2 separate regions of the Homo sapiens genome follow, and region 1 is linked to region 2. The links are chromatin loops, found by intact Hi-C in ENCODE. Cell type or tissue: dorsolateral prefrontal cortex. All regions are shown on one strand. Links, peaks and the distances in the headings refer to the core of each region. The heading gives the core; the rest is flanking DNA. Region 1 has its middle 69 kb from the start of LINC01648. Region 2 has its middle 340 kb from the start of MATN1-AS1.

Evidence for each region. A loop is a pair of places that touch in the nucleus more often than their neighbours do. Peaks named below come from ENCODE experiments on the same cell type or tissue, not always from the same donor. Only the 100,000 strongest peaks of a DNase experiment are listed, where the experiment ranks them.
Region 1: a loop joins it to region 2, with 2.5 times the contacts of the local background. A loop is called at or near these places in 13 of 110 quality-filtered maps.

What each region holds. Positions count from the first base shown.
Region 1 is chr1:30,105,082-30,107,986 of GRCh38, reverse strand. No RefSeq gene overlaps it. Among named protein-coding and RNA genes, the nearest start is that of LINC01648, 69 kb to the right of the region's middle. RefSeq lists an enhancer at 798-1,299. In dorsolateral prefrontal cortex, for the core only: a CTCF peak has its summit at 1,681 (motif pointing right); no DNase peak of the experiment used is centred there; H3K27me3 peaks cover 914 bases.
Region 2 is chr1:30,379,063-30,381,967 of GRCh38, reverse strand. No RefSeq gene overlaps it. Among named protein-coding and RNA genes, the nearest start is that of MATN1-AS1, 340 kb to the left of the region's middle. In dorsolateral prefrontal cortex, for the core only: a CTCF peak has its summit at 1,396 (motif pointing right); DNase peaks (open chromatin) are centred at 1,437 and 1,777; H3K27ac peaks cover 614 bases.

The sequences.
Region 1 (2,905 bases), core at 319-2,818, 270 kb after region 2:
GGACCGAGCAAGAGGAAAAAACCCACTCTAAGATGATGGCGTATTCTGATGGGAGTTTCTCCAGTGACAGAGGACACTTCTGAGAATGGCAGCATTTTAGAGCCTCACAGTCATCAAAACCTAGAATCTTATAGTACTGAGTCTTAGAATGTTGACTTTAATAAGATCTCAAATTATAAAACTGAGAGTCAAATGTCAGAATCACAGGATTTCAGGATTTCAGGGACCTCAACCATAGTCTTGCCCAAACACCCGAACAGCATCCAAGTCATTCTAACATGTGGGGGCGAAGCCCTCCAGGCAGAGGGAAGAGCAAGTGCAAAGGCCCTGAGGCAGGAGTGTGTGGGATGTGTTTGAGGAAGAGAAAGACCTTGTTCGACCTCCATGGGCTGCTAAGAGCCCGAGATTTTGGGGCATGTCAGGAATAAGGAGAGGATGCTCCCCACAGGGCTGGGCAATTTGAGGGCAGGTGCCCAGTACACAGTGGGTGCTGATTAAAAGCCTGCAACATTCAGTTCAGGGCCCTACATGGTCAGAGAGATCCTGACATTGGGAGAGATGCCTGGGTGTGAGGAGCCTGACTGGGAGCCAGGTCGGGGAGGGTAGGGAAGGGTCCTGAGGTGTTTCCTTTTGGAGAAGAGAAGGGGGCGCCTTCCAGGGGCCGTTGGTGTAAGGTTTGGGCTGCACATGGAGGCCCCAGGTGTGGCCCCAGATCATAAGGAGGTGGGTCTGGCCAAGTGGATGGGAAGATTGCCAAGTCACACAGACCCAAACTCAAGGCCAGGCAAGGTCAAGGACCCCTTGTGTGGCCCTGGGCTACAGGGGGCACCAAGAGAGTAGAGGACAGCCTGACAAAGGGGCTCGGGATTGTTCAGGATTTACTTCTGTGACACGTGAACAAGCTCAGAGAGTACCTGCCAGAGGCTGGGGCAATGCCAGCATCCTGGGGATGCTTTTGAAGGACAGTGCTCATCTAAATGTGGACATTCTGGGAGGCTTCATTTTGGCCAGTAACCTCAGGGTCATGCTGCAGAGAAACACCACGGGAGGCAGAGGTGGGAGGGCTAAGGGGTGGGGGAGCATGGAGTCAGGAGAGGCTTTGGAGAGGCGAGGAGAGGGTCACCGAGGGACATGTGTATGTGGGCCTCTAGAGGATTCAGAGAACACTAATAAATGTCCACTAACTAAGCACCTCGTCTACTGTGTGCCAGTTTATGAATGCATCCACTTGCAACTTTTCATACCTACTATGTGTCTGGCCCCATGCTGTGACTTGAAAAGACAGCTGGGATTGAGACAGATGTGGCCCATACCTTCATGGGGCTGTTGCTTGGGTGAAGTAGATGGAGGCAAAAACCCTTCAATAAACAAACAGTGAAACTGATAGAATGAGGTGTGTGCCACAAAGAAAACCAGAAAGGGCCAATATAGAACTTTGCCTCCTCACTGAATCCTCCAAAGCATCCTGTATTTACAAGATCCTATTATAAGCCCATTTTACAGCTGAGAAATCTGAGGCCCAGAGAGGTGAGTAACTTGTTCCACGCCCATGGCTGGAAAGCAGCAGAGGCAGGATCTAAGCCTGCAACCAGCAGACACAACAGACTGGCTGGTCAGCCCCACCTCACGCCTCTCCCTGAGGACATGGTGTTGTCAGTGGTGTTGGGAACCCGCCATCCACCAGGGGGACCACAGAGCAGGCGCTGCCCCGTGCTAAAGGGGCTTTAGAGTCAGCGGAACCTGGGTCTGAATTCTGCCTCCTTCACTTGCTTGCTGTATGATTCTGAGTGTGTTTACGGCATTTCCCTGTGTCTCAGTTTCCTCCTCTGTAAAACGGGAGTGATGACCTCTATCTTGGAGGGCTGTTGCAGGGATCAAATATGAGAAAGATGTAAAGTGTTTCTAGTCAGTGTTGAAAATGCTTTTCAGACACATGGGGCAGGAGTGTTAAAAGATGTGCTTCATGTATTTGAAAAAGGCCTATGTTCCCCCTCTCTCTGTCTCTCATTGCTTTCAGAAGCTCTTTCCTTAACCACACACGGGGTGGAAAGAACGCCTTGTCCAGAAGCCGAAGGACACTGAGGCTCTAAACTCCTGCTGTGTGGGCTGCAGCAGGCCACTGCTCTTCTCTGACCCTCAGTTTCTTCATCTGTAAAACTGGAACATGATGCCCCACTGGAAGGCTATCGTGAGGGCTGGACACGGCGATGTAAATTGAGGGCCAAGCGTGGAGCCGGCATAGAGTGGACACTAAAATACACCAGGCTGTTTCATTTGGCAAAAGGGGTTCAATTCTGTCTTTTAAACTCATGCACTTTGGCATATTTGGCTTCTAAATATGCAGTGAGGCAGGAAGAGCAATGAGTCTGGAAGCCAGAGATTCTCGTGCATCCATTCTCTCCTCTGTCTCAGCTTTGCATTGTACCTTGGGTGAGCCATTGCACCTCCCTGACCCTCTGTGTCTTCATCTACCAGACAGAAAAAATTACACTTACTCCTAAACCATAATGTTTGGCAAGACCCAGTGAACCTCACAAAGCACCCCCAAAAGGCAGGCAGGATGAGGAGTTCTCCCTGTTGAGCTGTGTGAGCTGCCCAGATTGATATGCCTAGAAGGCACCCCATTTGGAAGTAAACACAGGCTCCATTTAAGGATGCACGGAAGGTTGGAACACTTTATTCCTGAACACATTTATGTAAAATTAATTGCATCACCTGTTCTCTGCATCTTCTAATTGCAAAACCAATTAACTTTAAAATGCTCAGCACAGTGTGGCCAAGGGAAGGGAAGGCAAAGACCAGGCTGGCTTTGCAAACTCTGTGCCATTTGTAGTGGCCACAGTGGCCCTAGGAAGTCCCAGCCATTCCCATCTGCTGGCCGAGGAGGCCCTGTGGGATGCTGGGA
Region 2 (2,905 bases), core at 191-2,690:
TTTTCCGTGAACTCCCAGAATGTCTTCTGCCATCATGGCATCCTCATGGCACTGCCTCTGATCCGGGAGCTCATGCCACAGCAGAGGAGGCGTGGTCACAGGCTCTAGTCCGTGGGGTTAGCTGGTCTTACAACACATCTGGAAGTGGCTGGCCTGACTGAAAGGTGGAATGGCTTCCTGAAGTCTCAGTTGTGATGCCAATTGGGAGACCACACCCTGAAAAGATAATGTTCTTTCTTGCAAGACACAGAGTGTGTTTTGAACCAGAGGCCATAATACGGTGCTGTCTCTGCATAGTCAGAACACCCAGGCTCAGGGACAAGGGGTAGAAGGTGGCGTGGCTCCTGCCACAATGACACCTAATAACCCACCCACAAGGACTTTGTTCCTGGTCACATTGTGGCAACTGTGTTCTCTGCTGGCTTAGAGGGCTTAGCTCCCAGGGACACAGCAATGGTTCCACTGAATCAGAAAACGAGACTGCCACCTGGCCATTTTGGGCCTGTGCCACTGAACCAACAGGGAAGAAAGAGGTTAATCTGCTGTCTGGAATGATTGCTCCCAATTACCAGTGGGAGACTGGGATGCTGCTGCAGTGTCGGGAAGAAGACCCCGTCTTGAAATCAGGGGATTCTCTGAGGTGCCTCTTAGTGCTCCCACGTCCCATAGTAAAGATTAATGGAAAACCACAGAAACCTACTCCCTGCCCAAATGAAGGCTGGATAGCAGAGCCTTCAGTAATGGAAGTTTGGGTGACTCCACCAAGCGGAGAATACTGACATCTCCATCTGAGCTTTGGGTTGAGACTGGGGGCGGGGAAGCTGGCGGGGGGAATATGGAAGGAAGGGTGGAGAAAGGTAGCCATACATATCAATGATGACCTCATGACCAAGTAGGAAAATTTGCATGTTTTCAATTTGCTTACTCTATGTCTGTGTTCACTTACATATGCTAGCTACTTTCTTCTTCTTTTTCCTTTTTCCCATTTTTATTCTATATACAAGTGGTTGGAAGTTAACTTAACAATTTAGTCTTCAGTAACAGAATAGTCAGTGAACTGTGACTGAATTTGAGGAGTAATTTATAGCCAGCAGTGGATGCAATGAGTCTTGGGATCATGTGCCTCCTCATTTTGGAGAAGGATCTTGTTCCCTTGTAAGACAGATAGCTGTCTCTTATGAGATGGAAATGATAGAGTTCTGTTGCTGTTATATGGGAATCCAAATGTGTGTAGAGTGTGTCTATGAAAGGTGAGCAGGTGTGGACCGTGCCAGTTACAAATTTATTGCCTCTCAGCTCCAATTCACGCCTCGTTGCCTGATCTGTGAAAGTGGAAATGGGTACCACTCTGAATATTTTTCATTTCCCGGTTGGCATGACATTAAATGTGGTCAGTAGAGGGCAGCAGAGAGACATTGCAAGAGGAGGGAGCTTTCCTTCCTAGTTCTGGTTTCTTCCTGGGTTAGGCAGGCTATGGCCGCAGGACTGGCTTCCTTAGGTCCCAGGTCCTGTAGCACAGGTGGCTTCCCCAGCACCCAGCCTTCTGGCACATGTGGCCTCTCTAGCATTCCCTTGGTCCTGTGCAGACAGCATTCCCAGGCCCAGCTCCTGTAGTACAGGCAGCCCCACCAGCTCCCAGCTCCTGCAATGCCAGTCCTTCCTCAGTGCCCAGCTCCTGCAGTTCAGATGGCTCCTCCAGTGCCCAGCTCCTGCAGTGCGGGTGGCTCCTCCAGTGCCCAGCTCCCGCAGTGCGGGTGGCTCCTTCAGTGCACAGCTCCTGCAGTGTGGGCGGCTCCTCCAGTGCACAGCTCCTGCAGTGCAGGGTCTTTCCCTGTGCCCAGCTCCTGCAGCCCGGGTGGCTCCTCTAGTGTCCAACTCCTGCAGTGCACGGCCTTTCTCATGCCTAGCTCCTGCAGTGTAGGCAGCCCCTCCAGTGCCCAGCTCCTGCTGTGCACAGTGGTCAGCAACTCCCAGTGGCCAGCAGCAACTCCCAGCAACCCCCTCAGGTGGTTCTGTAGCCACGTGCCTTCCGTGATTCACCTCCCCGTAAATGGTGTTTCTCTGGCATCCTAGAGAGTAGATTCCTGACAAGTTCTGGAGGGCAGATTCCAGCAAGTTCCACTCACGTGGCAGTATGGCAACTTCCTGTCCATTCAGTAGCCACAACTCTGCCCTCTCCAACAGGGCCTGGGTTTCAGCCGTGGGGCCTCCCCCTTGGTGGCCCTCTCTAGCCCCTGAGCAGTGGCTGCTCTTCAGATTGGCTGTTTCTGTATTCCATAGTGCCCCCGCCACCCTCACTAACGAACCCCTTGTTACTCCAACCCACTGTAGCAGTTAATAATTCTTTGTATTAAACTTTCCCTGTATGGCTTCTGTGTCCTGCTGGAACCCTTGCTGAGACATCGGGGCCGGTGTCCTGACAACCACCCCGGCAGAGCTTGGTCCAGCTCCACCACCAAACAGCTGCGTGGCCTTGAGCCTGTCGCCTCCCCTCCCTGGGCCTCTTCCTCATGTGGGAGACAGCAGCCTGCCCCCGGGCTGCTTCAAAGATGAAGGCGGGTGAAGAATGCGGCGGCGCTTTGAACCAGCGCATGGGAGGGGAGGGAGTCCATTTGACTCTCCTCGGAGTGCACAGGCCTCCTGAGAGGGTTCTTGAGATGGTCCCCACCCCTGCCTGCCCATCCTCCAGCAGCCTGTTTATCCCCTGTGCAGGACTTGATTATGGGGCTCAGCCAGCCTGGCAGGCCTTGCAGAACCCAGCGACTTGGGCTGTTAACTCCTTCTGAGCCAGCCCGTGAGTCACTTAGCAGATGTGCACACATGAGGATGGGGAGGCAGTGCCTGCAGGGGCCGAGAGTCAGAGCTGCCTTGCTGCCGGGGCTGGGAGTCAGGATGTGGTTGTGGG